Linked DNA regions of Mus musculus: region 2 is linked to region 1. The links are chromatin loops, found by intact Hi-C in ENCODE. Cell type or tissue: heart. All regions are shown on one strand.

What was found. Peaks named below come from ENCODE experiments on the same cell type or tissue, not always from the same donor. Only the 100,000 strongest peaks of a DNase experiment are listed, where the experiment ranks them.
Region 2: it touches region 1 in a loop (4-fold over the local background); 1 of 42 quality-filtered maps calls a loop at or near these places.

The regions. Positions count from the first base shown.
Region 1 is chr11:58,844,037-58,852,036 of GRCm38, reverse strand. Gm12258 (predicted gene 12258) reads right to left here and starts at 4,875. Exons shown (of 5, transcript NM_001372581.1): 1 at 4,778-4,875; 2 at 3,335-3,391. The coding sequence starts at 3,349. In heart, no CTCF peak of the experiment used is centred here; a DNase peak (open chromatin) is centred at 4,916; H3K4me3 peaks cover 1,465 bases; H3K27ac peaks cover 755 bases.
Region 2 is chr11:58,974,271-58,982,270 of GRCm38, reverse strand. Trim11 (tripartite motif-containing 11) reads right to left here and starts at 4,178. Exons shown (of 6, transcript NM_053168.2): 1 at 3,627-4,178; 2 at 935-1,030; 3 at 48-278. The coding sequence starts at 4,031. In heart, CTCF peaks have their summits at 202 and 3,979; DNase peaks (open chromatin) are centred at 140, 2,420, 3,590, 4,050 and 2 weaker places; H3K4me3 peaks cover 4,959 bases; H3K27ac peaks cover 4,595 bases.

The DNA.
Region 1 (8,000 bases):
TTAGAGAGATGGCTCAGCTGTTAAAAGCTCCGACTGCTCTTCCAGAGGTCCTGAGTTCAATTCCCAGCACTCACATGGTGGCTCACAAACCATCTGTAATGGAGACCTGACACCCTCTTCTGGTGTGTTTGAAAAACAGCTACAGTATACTTGTATAAATATAATAAATCAATCTTTTAAAAAATGTTTACTTCCTAATTATATACCTAAGAACTTAAAAAATTAGCATCCAAAATATTTGCCTGATACATATGAACATACACAGAATTGTTCCTGGAAAGTGATTTACCATAGCCACATCCCCAGCCATAAGCAAACCTGTTCTAGAATAGAAATAATCTACATAGCTAGTCTTCATTTCTATAACTGGTTGTATATGGGTATATGTGAGTGCAATATGTATGTAATATATGTATGTATGTACGTATGTATGCATGCATGCATTAGTTCTATTACTAATTCATTTTTCCCCAGCTTTCAGCAAATGTCTCAGCAGACCTTGCTTCTTTGCTAGGAGAGTAAAGATATAGTCATAACTTGAAGTATCTGGAATATTTGTAGTCCTGCCTGACAGGGTTGGCTTGGCTACAACAGGGCGTAGTTCTACGAGAGATGCCCTCAGGGACCTCTTGTACTCTTAGACATGCTCTTCCTTTCAGGGTTTGAATATGGAATGTTCCCTGCAGGCTCACTCTTGTCAGCAGGTCATATAAAGTGTGTGGCGCAACTTTGAAGGCTGTGGAAGGTTTGGGAGGCTGAGTCTGGCTGGTAGAAGTAGACTAGAAAGGGGGTGTCTTGGAAGGTTATACCTGCCCTGGTTCCCACTTCTCTCTCAGGTTCCAGGTCTGCCACGGTGTGAACAGCGACTCCTCTTCACACTCTCACCTCCACTGACGGAGCCACTCCCATCTGCCATCATTGCCATGACAGCCATGAAGGACTGATACCTCTGAAACAATGAACCAAAATAAATTTTTCCTCTCCTAAGTGGTTTCTTTCTGGTATTTGGTCACAGCAAGACAAAAGTCATTAACAGCCTCCCTTACCTCCACTGAAGACTAATCTAAGCTCCTCTTGGTAATCAAGATGACTCTCAGCCAAACCAGCACTGTAGCTCCTTCCCACCTACTGCCTCGGAGTCATAAGGAGCAAAGTGCTCACGATAAAATCAGTCCCTCCAGCTGAGCAGACTCAAGGTTGTGGCTCCTTCTCAATACAAGTCAGCTAGGCCCGTGGAGCGTGAGGTCATGGGGAAGGGAAATGAACAATGGTCCCAGCAGCTGGGTGTGGTGGTGCACACATGTATGCCCAGCATCTGGGAAGCAGAGGTAAGTGGTTTGTGAGTTCAAGACCAGCATGGTTTACAGTGCAAGGTCCAGGCCAACTAGGGTTCCATAGTGAGGCCATGTCTTTAAAAAGGCCACACTGCTAAGTACTTTACGTATAGAGTCCTCTGATGACATTTAATAGGAGACACAATTACCTTTATCTCTTTCTACCATCCAGACAGCGTGTCAACCCTCCTGTTCCCAAGTGTGTTTGGTCTCAAGTTTTGAGTCCAGTGTTCCTTCTAAGCTACTGACTATGAGCCTGAACTACTGTGTAGGTTGGGCCAGTGCAGGCAAGAGTGCACGGTACTCTTCTCGCCTCTGCCTGCTGATTCCTAGACTCTGGCTTCTGTCTATGGGAAACGGCAGGGAACTTGTTGAGCCTGTAGAGAATCTTGTCCCAACCATGGAGGGGCTGAAATTTACTTGTTCATGTTTCCTGTGTTTAAAAAAATTATGTCCAGACACTTTTGAGCAAGGAATAGATTTTGCATGACCTACAAACTCCATGGAAGCAGTGAAGTGGAATTCATGAACAAGCTATGTACACTGTTCAGATCTGTGCTTCTGTTTCCCTTATGCTCTGTGGAGCGTTCTCATGACTCTATAATTAAATGGTGACCCACTGCCTTCTGTTTTCTCATCTCAAGTCCTTCACCATGCCTGCCTGTTGGCAGTATGGCTCATCAGCACTGGGCATCACCAGTGAGGAAACAGACCTTCCCTTCCAGTCTGGTAGAGATGGGAAGTTCCAATGTGAGTAAGAAAGTACCCATTTGTCTCTAGGCAACCATGCTCCCTCCCCATTCACTCATCACAGGCTGCCACTGGCTCAAGAATGAACAACAAACAAAGCCAGCTGGATTGCAGCAAATAACGTTAGACCTCAGGGAGCAGAGGAGGGAAAGCTGGGAAGGGAGTAAAAGAGAAGGGTCCAGAAAAAACAATCCCCCTTTCAGTGCAGTCATCAAGGACACAGGTAGGCTGGTACTAAGACCATATCCAAGGAACCACTGGAGGATGTGATTTCTGTTTTGACAAGGGGGGGCTTGACTTTGCAGATCAACATATGATCTGAAAGCTGATCGAGGGGTCAACACTACAGAGACATAGTTACCAAACTCCAACCAAAGTGCTGGACCCCAGAAGCCCTCTCAGATGGAATGAGTGGGGGAACTGAGTGGAACAAAGGCATAAGCTAAGCTATGATAAGGAGAAAAAGAAGTCAGAACAGAGGTGAAGAAAGCAGCAGTCACTCCCGGGCAGAAACCAAAACGCAGACCTTGGGGGGGTGGGGGGGAGAGAAGACGACGGGCGGAACTTTGCAGCATGGCGGAAGACGTTAAGTAAGGCAGCTGGCAGAGAAGTGTTCTCATTCAACTGTGATGAGGTGTTGAGAATCTGAACCAAGAGTCCAGTGAGTAGGAAAAAAAATGTAAACGGTAAAGACAAGTTATTACTAAAACATGCATGGACACTGTCACGATCTGCATATACACACAAGCAGAGAAAAATGCAGGGGAAGAAATGGAGGCCCTGCAGGACAATGTCTCCATATATTCTGGGCCTCATCTGACATAGGCGGCGTCTCCCAGAAGCTGTCTGGAACTATACAACTTTAACCAGCAAAGGAAAGTCCTTTAAACAGCTCTGAGTCCCAGCACTCGTGAACTGACACTGTGGAATGCTGTGTTTGTCTCCAGGCTGGGAATGAAGCTCCAGCCACATCACGCACGTCCATGGAGCCTACTTAGACGTCACAGAACATGTCAAGTTGGCACCTTCTCTTTGAGTCAACCTAAACCCTAAGACAGATCTGTGTCACCATGTCAGGGGAAACAGAGACCCATCTGCATGTGACTCTATCGTTCTCCAAAATGTGGCTCTGTCAACATATCCAGTGCTATCATCTGCAGGTCTCTATCTTACATTAACTTTATTCTTCCCTTCCAATTGTCAAAAGTCCTAAGACACAATGTAAAACAAGACATAACTATACAACGTACCTCAGATGTATCCATTGTCTTAACTCTTTCAGATCTGAGAGGACCATCAAACCACAGCTGGAAGAGAAGGCCAACAGAGAACAACTCACTAGATAATTCCAGTGTGCAAAGACAGTCACCAAGGGTGAAAAGCTACAAGACAACAAAAACTGCCACAATATTGCTGAAGGAGTACCATTCATTTTATTAAACGGTGGAGAATCATCAGTTATGCACAGGGTGATGGAAATATTTGCTGCTTGTCATTTCAGAACAACTTAGTTATTCTGAAATAAATCATGCAATGTTTTAAGGATGGGTGTTTAATGAACATTACTGAGTCACGGAAATTAAACTATAGAAAAATACTTAAGCCACACTGCTTAGCTTCCTGTCAGTGAGGTACAGTTTAGTACAAACACACATGGTACTTACTACACCATTAGCATACTGAGTAACACTCAGAAAACTAGTTTGACATATTTAAATTTTGTAGGAAAAATGTCTCATCCAATCAGGATGGTTTTCTCCCAAGACTACATCAGAAAAACTGAACACTGAGTGTGTATTTACTGCAGGACTTCAGGAGTGATGCTTCGCCATGGCTGGTCTCCCAGCTGTCAGGCCTTGGTGTAGCTCCCTCCCACAAATTCCCTTGCTCTCATCAGTGCAGCTACAATAGATGTGACCTGTACAGTTTTTAAAACGAGTTTTCTCAGGGGAACTGGCTGAGTCGACCACTTTTTCTACAGTTTGCCTCTACGCCGTTTTAAAAAAAAGAGTAGTAAGGCTCTTCTGAACACTCGAAGTAAAACTACCATAGGCTCCAAAGGAGCTGAAACCACAGGAAGACAGATGTGTTCCTCCATGAGCTATTGCTGTGTCATAGCTTTTCCCTCCAGACACAACAGGTCCCCACTGCCACGGAGGAGTAGAGATGCTCTTGATGATGAAGCAAGTACGCAGTAATGGCTATGTCTGTGTTAACTGTGGTCCAGCTGATTAGCACCCCAAAAGTCAGAAGCCCCTCACCTAGGTAGGGTTCCAGCTATCGCTTCCTTCTCAGCCCCCCCCACCCCGCCCCCCAGCTTCTCCAACCCTCGTCAATTGGTCAAAGGACTGACTTCTCAAATGCCTGCCTTCCTCTCTGATGAAGCCCTCACAATAAAAGATGACAGTGACAGTGTGCAAAGTCCTTATGAACTGCAGCGTGGGGACACACACTTGATCACCCGGTGGAGGGAGAGGTAAGTTCAGGAGCCACAGGAGATGGATGCAGGAATCAGGGCCCAATTAGGGGGCCCTGGGGCAGGACCAGGCTGAGCACAGCTTCATGGAGAGAGACAGGCGGTAAGCTCAGACCCGCGCAGGTTCCCAGCCTCGCACTGTCTGCACGCATAACAGCCGAGGGGATAAGGGCCGACCGCAGCCTGCTCCTGCCGATTCCCCAGAAGCTGCACTCACCTCGGTGCCAGATGTCAGCCTCCCGGTGCCTTTCACCGAAATACAGCGTAGAACCAAATAGCCAGGGGCGGACCTCGGCGGAAACCGGAAGCAACAAGGATGGCGGAGCCCAAGACAAATCGGGATAACACACCCCACTGCGGAGCATGAGCCTGATTGGGCAGATCCAGACCCTTAGTTATGATTGGATAGAATCCTTTGAGTGACAGTACACCTAACCAATCGTTGGTAAAACAAGGCTGACTGGCGGGTTCTAATTACCACTTTATTCTGTAACTTCGACTTTATCCATTTCATTCGGTGACATCATTAAGCAGGTTTCTTTATCTGGCTATTCCACTTAGTATGAGCTCCTTCAGGTTAATCTGTGTTGTCCAAAGTGACAGAGTTTCCTATTTTTGGTATGCATTTTATTGTGGATAGTCACATTTTCCCCCTACACCTATGGATGAATAATTTCCATACCTTGACTCCTATGAATAGTCCTACAATAACTATTACATGCAGAAATCAATAGCACACTGACCTGGACCCTTTTAATTATATGTTCAGAATTGGAAGTGTTGGTTGTTACAGTAGTTGCATTTTAATCTTTTTGAGGAACCTTCACATCTTCCATAACAGACATCCATCCATCCATCTATCCATCCATCCATCCATCCATCCATTTTATGTTTCTCATCTACACACATTCTCAACAACAATGTCAACTTTTCTGTTACTGTTCTGATAGGATCACTCATACAAGTGGCATCTTATTGTGGTTTTAATTTGCATTTTCCTGGGATTTGATGATATTAAAGTTTTCCCATTAGCATACACACTTAGCCCCAATTTGGCCAGTTTATATTTTATATCATACACATAAAACCATATAGAACTTTTCCTCAAAAAGGTAATATCCACTGTATTCTTTCTTATAACATATACCTTAAAGTTTATTTGTTGTTCAAAGTATCTCCATAGCAGTTTCATTCAGATATAATATATTTGAACAAAGTCACATCACCCCCATTTCTCTTATTTGTTCTGCTTTTCTCTTGACAAACTTCTGTTACTCTTTGTAAACATTTCCCTCTATTTTCAATACCTAGAAACACTTGCTGAGCCTTCAGACGACCAGCCCAGAATCTACATGGGAGAGCTTAAAAGCTAATATAATGGCACTTCCAGAGAATCCAGTGCTATCTGTCTTTCATAAACACACACACACACACACACACACACACACACACACACACTGTACTCTGACACAAAGCACACAAATAAAACCGAGTTTTCACTTCCGAGAGAAATCATGCAACATTTGTTCTTCTGAGTCTGGCCTTCCTTGCTTGTGCATAGAGATGTCCAGTTCCAGTGTTTTCATTAAACATGTCTATGTCCTGCATCCATTTCAGCTTACATGTAGGCAAAATGTTTTGCCTAATTTTAACAATTATTTTAAAAAGTATTTACTTGTATGTGTATGCACACTGTGTAGTGCACAAGCCTTGGAGGTGAGAAGAGATGTCTGACTTAACAGATGGTTGAGGGCTGCCATGTGGGAGCTGGGAATATGTTCATTTTTATAAAGTGAAATAATTATGGATTTGATCAAAAGAGTGTAAGAGAAGGGAGCTCACCTGCTGCTGAACCCTGTCTTCCCTTCTTTTTCCTGTCTGAAGACAGTGTTTCTAGTAGCAGTGGTATGAACAGGAATGGCGCACATCGACTAGTGTGTGTGAATGCTTGGCCATGGGGAGTGGCACTCTTGGGTCCTTATTAGAGTAGGTGTGACCTTGTTGGAGGAAGTATGTCACTGTGGAGATGGGCTTTGTGGTCTCCTATGCTCAAGCTAGGCCTAGTGTGGCAGTCTCCTTTTCCTGTCTGAGGAGCAAGATGGAAAATGCTCAGCTTCTTCTCCAGCACCATGTCTACCTGCATGCCGCCATGCTTTCCACCATGATGATAATGGACTAAACCTCTGAAAAGTGTAAATGAGCCTCAATGAAATGTTTTCCTCTAAAAGCATTGCCATGGTCCTGGTGTCTCTTCACAGTCATGGAAACCCTGACTAAGACACTAGTGAATGAAGATGCAGTTCTGTAGAACTTTCCCTCAGAGTGACAGATGTCTCCACATGGAACAGGCTGTTTCTAGTGTTTGAGCCGTGGTGCAGGACCAGGCACAGCCCTTGTGGGCTTCTGTGATCCACTTCACATTCTGAGCACCATCCTTACATTATCAGATCACCTCATAGTCCATGTGTGACAAGGTTCAATGGGAATGCAAGGATCTGTACCCAAGCCTGGGAAGGGTAGGAGTAGAGGTACAAAAAGAATGCTCAAAATACATCTTAGTTTCAGGGTCATGACACATGGATCTACAATCTAAACAACCTGCCTGTATCCTAGCCATCTTATCCATTCATAAAATTGTGATACAAAATGTATCATTGAAAGGTGGGGGCCACTTCTCCAAGGGGGAAGGCAGTGAGTAGGCTAGTTAGAACAAAGCTTCTTGTGGCTTATTTGAGGTAGAAAGTTTGTATGTCTACCTGAGATATGGTTCTTTAAGCATTGAGACAATCTCAATGTTTGCTTCTGGGGCAGGGATTTGATAAGGAATGGGTCTAAGTTGATATGTTCCTCTAGACCACATAAGCGAAGAAAAACAAGGACAACAAATGACATCAGATGTGATCATGGGAGAATCTGTATCCTTGTATGTTTTTTCTCGAAAAGTGAGTCTGATAGTGTCTCACTGTGTTTCTGCTGTTTTTCTGGTTGGCATGTATGTGTGTATGGTGTGCATGCATGAGTGAATGCATGTTTGCATGTGTGTGAGTGTGTGTATCGGTGGATGGAGGTATTTACCATCTGAGCCTTCTTGCGAGCCCACACATTCCTCAATTCCTCAACTTTTAGTTTGTGTGTATTTATATATTTATTTAAATGGATAGATAGAAAATAATTGCATCTTTGAAAAACTAATATATATATATGGCAGGGTATTATTCTGTAGTCCTGGGTGCCCTAGAACATACTATTAGACCAGGCTAAATCCCAAATTCACAGAGGTCTACCTGTCCTTGCCTCCAAAATGCTAGGATTAAGGGCATGATCAATATTGTACAGCTACTCTGTCTTTTAACAGTCTATTTCGATAATTTATACTTAAAATAATTATTGACCAAATTAGGTTTAACTATCATATTTGTAAATGTTTCATAATGATTTTC
Region 2 (8,000 bases), 130 kb before region 1:
CATGTTCCCCCTGGGGACCTCCAGGACATTCCATCCAGTCCACTCACCTGCAGTAAACCCAGGGCTGGCAGCTGGCAGCGGCTCTCAAGCTCGGAGATGAGGGCTGCCAGCTGCGTGCTTTGCTGGCCAAGCCTCGCAGCGCCTTCACGCAGGCGCGGCAGAACCTCCAGCTCTTCCTCCTCCAGCTTCTGCAGCAGCTGTTGCTCCTCCTCTGCCAACAGGCGGCGCAGCCTCTCAAACTCGCCCAGCACATTCTGCCGCTGGCTCTCCACCATCTTCTGCAGGGCACAGGAGGGACAGCTGAGGGGGAAACCTGATGCTAGACCACTGAGCACTTAGAACACTCACACCCCCAAATCCACCACTCTAGGCTGTACACAGAAAATACCACCCGCAGCTCCCTAGACCCCAATATCTGACAGCACATCCAACCTGTCACCTGGAGCTGCCCAACCCAAACCCACCACCCCTTGAGCCCTCAGACCTCCAGCCTACCACCCACCCTTGGCTACCCAGACCCAAGAGCTATACCTGGGACCAGTCACACTCAGCATCTGTCACACAGGCTCCAAGCCCAGCCCCAGGTGTCAGCTAGACAAGGATGCCACCCCACAGCTAGACAGATTAAATCTACCCCAATGTCAAATACCTCCCTGACTCCTAAATGCTACTACTGGAGACCTCCTTGTACCTAGCCTGTTCCTGACATCAGTCCAAATCTGAACTCAAGCATACTAGGACATAGGACAGGTATGCAGGACAGAATCCAACTTAGGTATCCTATATCACACACACACACACACACACACACACACACACACACACACACACACACACACACACACATATTCCAGCTGGCGTGTCTCAGTGAGGCTAGTCTGGCCACCAGCCACTGACTCCACACTCCCTCCTTCACCCGAGACCCAGCACCTGCCTGCCACAAGGCACAGGTTTCCTCAGCCTGGGCTTGGAACAGCATTGCGTCCTCCATTTGTTTCCGTAGGTGCTCCAGTGACTTCTCCAGCCTCCCCTGGTGGGATGGAGAGCGGGTGGTGCCATGAGAATCCCAAGAGGCATCAGGCCCTATAGGTGGGGCCCAGACCCAGAAGTCTGCCTTTCCCCTCCTGACCTCCTAATCCCAACCTCCCCATTGGACCAAATGAAATCTGTCCAGACAATGGTAGATAAAACGCCCCCCAGTTGGCAGGGATTCTCCTGATTTGGCAGTATCCTTTCTAGCGCCCCTCCCCTTTCCCAAATTCATAAACTATCATAGTTGAGGTTTCTCATTTTGGGTTCTCAGCCCCATGGCCCCGAGCCAGCCCTGCTCACCTCTGCAGTGACAGTTTGTTCTGTGCTCAGTGGGCATGTCCAGGCTCTGTCAATAGGACACACTAACAAGCTGGCACTGAGGACCCAGCTTTTCTCCCTTCAAGACACTGTCCCCTCCTCTTCTTCCCATCTGTGGTCACAAGGGCTCACAGCATGTCAGGGGCTAAGGCTTGCTTGAGCCAGTCTCCCAAAATTCCACCAGGTGGTGGGCTAGACTTTTTGGAAGGTGACTGGGACATGAGAGTAAGGCTCTCTGGATGGGATTAGAGAGTTCCCGCCCCTTCTTCTGGAAATACGAGAACACACCCAGAAGGGAGCCACCTTTGAGCCAGGAAATGGCCCTTACTAGACATGCCTTGAGCTTGGACAGCATCCAGGGCCTTGGACCATAGTTGTCGGTAAGACAGAGTGGGGAATGCACCATGGGAGTTCAAACTAGATATGGCTTCTTCCCACAGCAGCTTCCCTCAGAGTCCCTCATGGTCTGGCTGTATTTTCTTAGGTCGGACCTGGTCCAGTTTCCTTTCCCACTTTTTTGCAGCTGCCAGAGAAGCCACAGGCCTATCCCAGAGGCTGCCTTACTCTGGAAACATCAGGCATACCCCTCACTCTGCCCCCCACCCCCACCCCATCACGTACACCTCCAGGCTCTGTTCTGAGCTCTGCCCGAGTCTTTCCAGCGTTTTCTCCTGTAACCCTGGACCTTGTGCATGCTAAGAAACCACTCCCAGCCATTTTCTCACTTAAAAAAAAAAAACAAAAATTTTTATTAGTGTCAGCAAGTGGAAGTGCACTTAAGTAGCCAGGCCTGTAGAGGCCAGACAGGTCAGATCCCCTTACAGCTGGAGTTACAGGCAGCCCTGAGCTGCTCAGAACCCGAGTGCTGGGAACTAAACTCCGAAAATCTGGAGAAGCAGTGCACTCTTTCAACCGCCCGAGCCATCTTGCCAGCCCCTATTTTCAATGCTTAAGTCAGGAGCAGTATTGTAAACAGCTGTGAAGCAACAGCAGCCTGCACACACTTTGGCAAAGGCCTCGAGCTCTGGCCACATGCAACCCTACCACTGGTTAGGTAATGACCCAGACTTCCTACCCTGGGTGTGGTGAGAGTGGAGTGGAGCCCAGGAGGCCCTGGGATAGGCCTGGGCTTGCTCTCCCCTCAGCTCCTGGTTCCTGCCGATGTAATCCCTCCTCCGTCTCTTTGGTTCTCTTCTGGATACTACTCACTCATGGCCCCAGAGCCAAAGAGTGAACTTGTCACCAGGACCACGTAGGCCAGCATGGCCTAAAGAACCCCTCCCAAACTCTAGTGAGTGGAGGGATGGCTCACTGCAGGCCCACTGGTCACAGGGAAGAGCTATCTGCCCATTTCCTGGCGTTACCAGAAAGCAGGCTGTGTCCCCCACACCCAAACCTGCTCCTGTGCTGAACAGCCACAGATACCTAAGCGTACGCAAGACAGAGCATCCATTCTGCAGGAGGGAGACACCCTCTCTGCCATCAGCCTCCTATTTCACAATCATTTCCTATTTCACAAGGTCTCTTTCTGGTAACTCCACACCTTTTGGGATAAAAGGCCTAAGGGTAACTGCTTCTCTGAGCTTTTCTTTCTCTTTTCTTGTGTGAACCCCTATGCAAGAGAAACTTAGTGTTACTTAAGCTGATCTGTCTTGTCTGTTGTTCAGACAGTGAACTTAACAGGACAGAGGACAAAGGTTTTCTTTTTTGGCAATAGAGCAGCTTTAGTGTTGTCCCTTCAGGGCTTATCATGTCATTCGTGGAGAGATGTGGGTCTCTTTCAGCACCATTAAGGGGTTTGGTGGCAGGGGGGTAAACCTGCCAACCAATCATCGGTAAACCGGGTATGGACGAAACGAAATGAAAAATTACTGGGACGATCTCTGTTTATAAGCTTTTTAAGTTTATAAGTTTATAAGTTCACCTTTGTGCTAAAGTCCAAAGTAAAGGAGACTTGGTGCCTGGTTTATTCTGGTCACCCAAGTTCATGCAGTGATGGGGACACACTGGCAGAGTATCAACTCTGACACAGGCCAAACTGTTGATCTGACAGCGGGCCCCTTCACAAGCTCTCCAAGCTGAGTCTGGACTGACTACCAACACCCGGTTTTCCCCAGAATGCACGTGCATCTCATCCTGGAATAAGACAGGCTACAATCCCGACCCCGTCACAGGATCAAGTTAACTGTAACTCACACTTCCTCAACTCAGGGCAGGGCAGTAACGGGACATCCCTTCGCACCGGGCACTGGCCGGCTGCACCCAATGGAACGCACCTTGAGGTCGTCCGCCGCCTCCTGCAGCGGTCTCACCCGGTGAGTCCAGTGCTCCGAACGCTCGCAGATGGGGCACAGCAGGCTGAGGTCGTCGCCGCAGAAGGTGGTCAGCGGCTCGCGGTGCGCCGCACAGACGCCCTGCGGGACCGGAGAAGGCGGGTGCAGGCGTCGTGCCATTTCTGCCATTTTGGCGAGCGGGCGGTTGGGCCGTAGGTTCCTCTGCGCCGACAGCTCGCGACACTCGGGGCACGCGTATGGGCCCTCGGGCTGGCCCCAGCAACGTCGGATGCACTCGCGGCAGAAGTTGTGGCCGCAGTCGGTCATCACCGGGTCGGTGAAGTAATCCAGGCAGATGGCGCAGGTGGCCTCCTCCTGGAGGTTGGTGGACAAGTCTGGGGCAGCCATGGTGCTGGCGTCTGCGCCTGGATCGAGCTTTTCGTGGTGCACCGGGATCGGGCAACTCCGCCGCGAGAGCGCAGTGGGAACGGGCCAGGAGCAGGTAGCGGCACTCTCAGCCTCCTGGGTAGTGGGTACATCCGGCACTAAGCTCTCAGACTTCCGCCGGAAGAGAAACCACAGCGGAAGCAGGAAGCTAGTTTTTATTATTTTTTAGAACCCGTTTGTTCTTGGGTTGGCCGCTGTGTATCGGGGCTCGGGGTCGGAATCGAATTATAGTGCAAGAGATCGCATTTTCGCCTCTCTTGCGGTGACAAGTCTCCGCAGGTGGTGTCCCCGCACCCCAAGATCCGGATGCTGCAAACTTTGGCCATGGGTTCTGTAGCTAATCTCTTGTGCACTGTGTAAACCTTTCTCCGGTCAATACAATGGCCAGTGAGCTTAGGCAGGAAATTAGAAGGTGTGATGCCTGGAAAAGAGAGGGGCCGGGGTGGATGCCGGGATCGACACCGACGCAAGTTTGGCCCCAGAACGCTGATGGAGATAGCAGCAAAAACTGAGAACCAGGTAACCAGCCACGTGTGGCAGAACTTAGAATAACGGGATGATTATGCACGAATCAGGAAACAGTCAAAGCTTATGGTGGTGACCGTCTGCGGCCACAACTTCTGCCGCGAGTGTATCTGACGTTGCTGGGGCCAGCAACTTAGAAAAGTTGTGGACAGCGAGTGCTAAACTAGAAAGCCAGGCACGGCTTCTCTCCCGTAAGATTTCCCGTAGCGGCGGGCTGAGCGCTTGAGCGGCCGTCTATAAGCAACTGGGTAGCGAGCCGGAACGCACTCCAGCCTGCGTCTGCAGCGGCCCGGGTCTAGCACTCCCGCGGCTGCTGAGTCAGGCAGCGGCCGGCCACGAGCCTCTGGCGTGGCCCGCAGGCGAGCAGCTTCTCAGAGCTGCACGAACCAAGCGCAGTTTGCGATCCAGAGCTGGGGCACATAGGCCTGGCTTTCAGCCGGTGGCTGCAGGTAAAGACCTAAAGCCATTCTCGAGCAGCAGGTCGGAAGGGCCTGCAGAAAGATGGAAACAATGGGGGCAGCCTCCTGAACTGAGCTGAGGGGTTGAAGTTAGCCACCGTAGACACTTGCTGGTCTGTGGAGCCTGCAGACGCACTAAAGAACAAAAGGAACATTTTCCCGCAGCGGCTATGGGACTAAAAAGCCCCAAACTTCTGAACCGGTAAGGTATTAAGTTTGAAAACAATAAAAGAGGAAAGAGACTAAATATAAAACATCGTAGACAAATATAGTTTAAGTTGGTAAATCGAAGTTTTTAAGGAGATAGAGATTAAAGGGAAAATATCTTCTATGATAAAAATGGAAAGAACTCAGTGGCACAGGGCATCTAGAGTCTGTATAATTTTTGCTATAGTTATCAGCATATAAATAATTTTTTTCAGTAACGATAACAAATTTTCTATATCTTTTTAAAGAGAGATCAAAAGAAAGCAAACTTAGATAAGGAGAAGACTGGAAGATGTAGGTTACAGGCCTTAGAAGAAAAATTAGAAAAAAATATAAATAAAAATTAGGAAAACTCTAAAGTAGTAGAGATACGACGAGAAAGATATCTGAAAAATGAAGACAGGTCATAGAAGAGAAATTGGAAAGATTTATAAATAAAAATGAAAATACTAAGATAGTAGAGCTACAAGAAGAAGAAAATATAAAAAATGGAGATGGGTCTTAGGAGAAAAATTAGAAAAAAAATTATAATTAGAATTGAGAAAGATACTGAGATAGACAGGGGAAAGAAGGCTAAAACATTCAGTACCACCTTGGAACAAGACTGAAAAGGGCAGTCTACATCTGTTAAAAAACCTAAAATGATTTTCCAGACTTGATAAAGGAATTGGGAGGAGATGAAAGAAATTCACAGGGTTATCAAGAATTTGAATGGCAACTTCTAGAAGCACAGGATTTTAGAACGCTTAAGGAAGCAGTAATGAGCTATGGCTTACATTCACCATATGTAATAACTGGGCCACACAAAAAAATCATATAATTCCAATCAAATGGAGAGATTTGATGCCAGCCATCTTAAAGCCTGGCCCTCAATTGCAATGGCTGAGGTGGAAAGATGAGGCTTCCGTGTGGGGCAGTGAAATAGGATGGAGGTGCTGATGGTGTCGGCCATCAGTTACTAAGTGAAGGACTGTTCTGGATTGAGAGTCCAGATTACCCTGACGATGCCGTCCTACAACAGAGCCTTACAACAGGGTGGAGTTCAGTCTTTTACAAAGGTGACCCAGGGCCCAGATGAATCTTTCACTGGCTTTTTACCAAGGTTAACTCTATCTCCAAATAGAGCAATATCAGATCCAACTGCTAGAGAGATTTTAATTGAATGTTTCGCTTTTAAAAATGCTAATGCTGAGTGCAAAAAGGCTACTGGACATAAAAGGGCCAGATTTGTACCTCTTTATAAATGGATGAAAACTCCTGCGGATATAGAGTTTAATACCCAAATTCAGTTATGGTGGGACAAACTCAGCATACAAAGCCTGTGGCTGTGACTGTGAATAGTTCCTAAGGATAAATTATTCTATGATAGTCCAGGGAAGAAGTCTCCTGTGCAGTGTAGAAGGTGTAGAAGGGATGGAAGTAAGGCTCATGAATGTAGGCCATCCAAAGATACTCAAGGCAATTCCTTAATGTCAGTTGGAAAACAAAGAGGCTTTGCTCCGGGCTCTACAAAAACCAACATGAGCCATTCATTTCCTGTCCACCAAGGAAAGAGTATTCTGAAAAACATTCTAGCCTGGTAAAACATTCTAGCCTGGTAGGCTTAAATCTAAGCCTGATAGGACAAGCAACTGTTCAAAACTTAAGTAAGCCATTTACTATAGAGCTGCTCTTATGGATAAAACAAGAGATTCTAAAGATACCCAAAATCAGATATTATAACAAACTACTATAAATGATAAGAGGCCAAAATTAAAATCACAGTTGGGTAGAGGAGCTCAAAGGATTAATGGACACAAAACCAGAGGTTACTTTAATAGAAAAAAGTCTTAAAAGGTTTTAAGAAAAATCAGAATTGTCAGATGTTTTAATTACGATAAATAAGGTCAAAAGGATTATAGGTAAAGTGTTCCTAGAAACAATGTTTTTCTAGAGATGATTAAAAAAAAGGCTCAGCCTTCTGAAATACACAAAAAATGTGGCAAAGGCTAACAGGACTAACGATGGTAGCTCAGCGAGAGACAGACAGGGTATCCCCTTGTTGGGGAACACTTGGGACCTGCCATTCCATCCCTTCATACAGCTTGGATGGAAGTTTATATCACAGTTGGTCAGAGAATCCAAACCAACGTATAAAGACAGACAGATGTCTTTCATTTCTTCAAAGAGCAAAGACTCATCTTTCACTGATTTGTGTGCACTTCACACTTTATGTTAAAGTGGAAATGTTGATTACCTTTGAAAAACCACCAGAAAAGCAGCCCTGACAAGATCCACCTTGAGGACGCTGAGATGCTGAGGCACAGTGAGAGGACTGAGACAGGCTGACTCCATGACAGGCTTCAAACTGGCAGTTCAGGAGACCAGGCCTAGATCTCTGTTTCTCAGAACTGGGCAAAAGTCAGTTACTGGAAAATCCTCTAAGCCTCGGGCAGCCAATCAGAAAGTGCCCCACCCTCAGTTGCTGCCCCCCACCTGGCCTGAGGCAAGGGCAATGGTCAGTAACAGTTTCCAGGCTTCCCCAGCAACAGTTTCCAGGTTTCCCCAGTAACAGTCAACACCCCCCCCCGCCCCCCCTCCACACAGCCCCCAGCCCCAAGTGGTGGTTCTGGAATGTCCCCAGATATAGAGCCAGTGAATTAAGATAAGGTTACCCACCCCTCCCTGGAATTCCCCCTAATGTGCTTAAATAGGGCCTGTGAGCTCTCTTGGGCATCTCCATCTTGATAAACAGTAGACC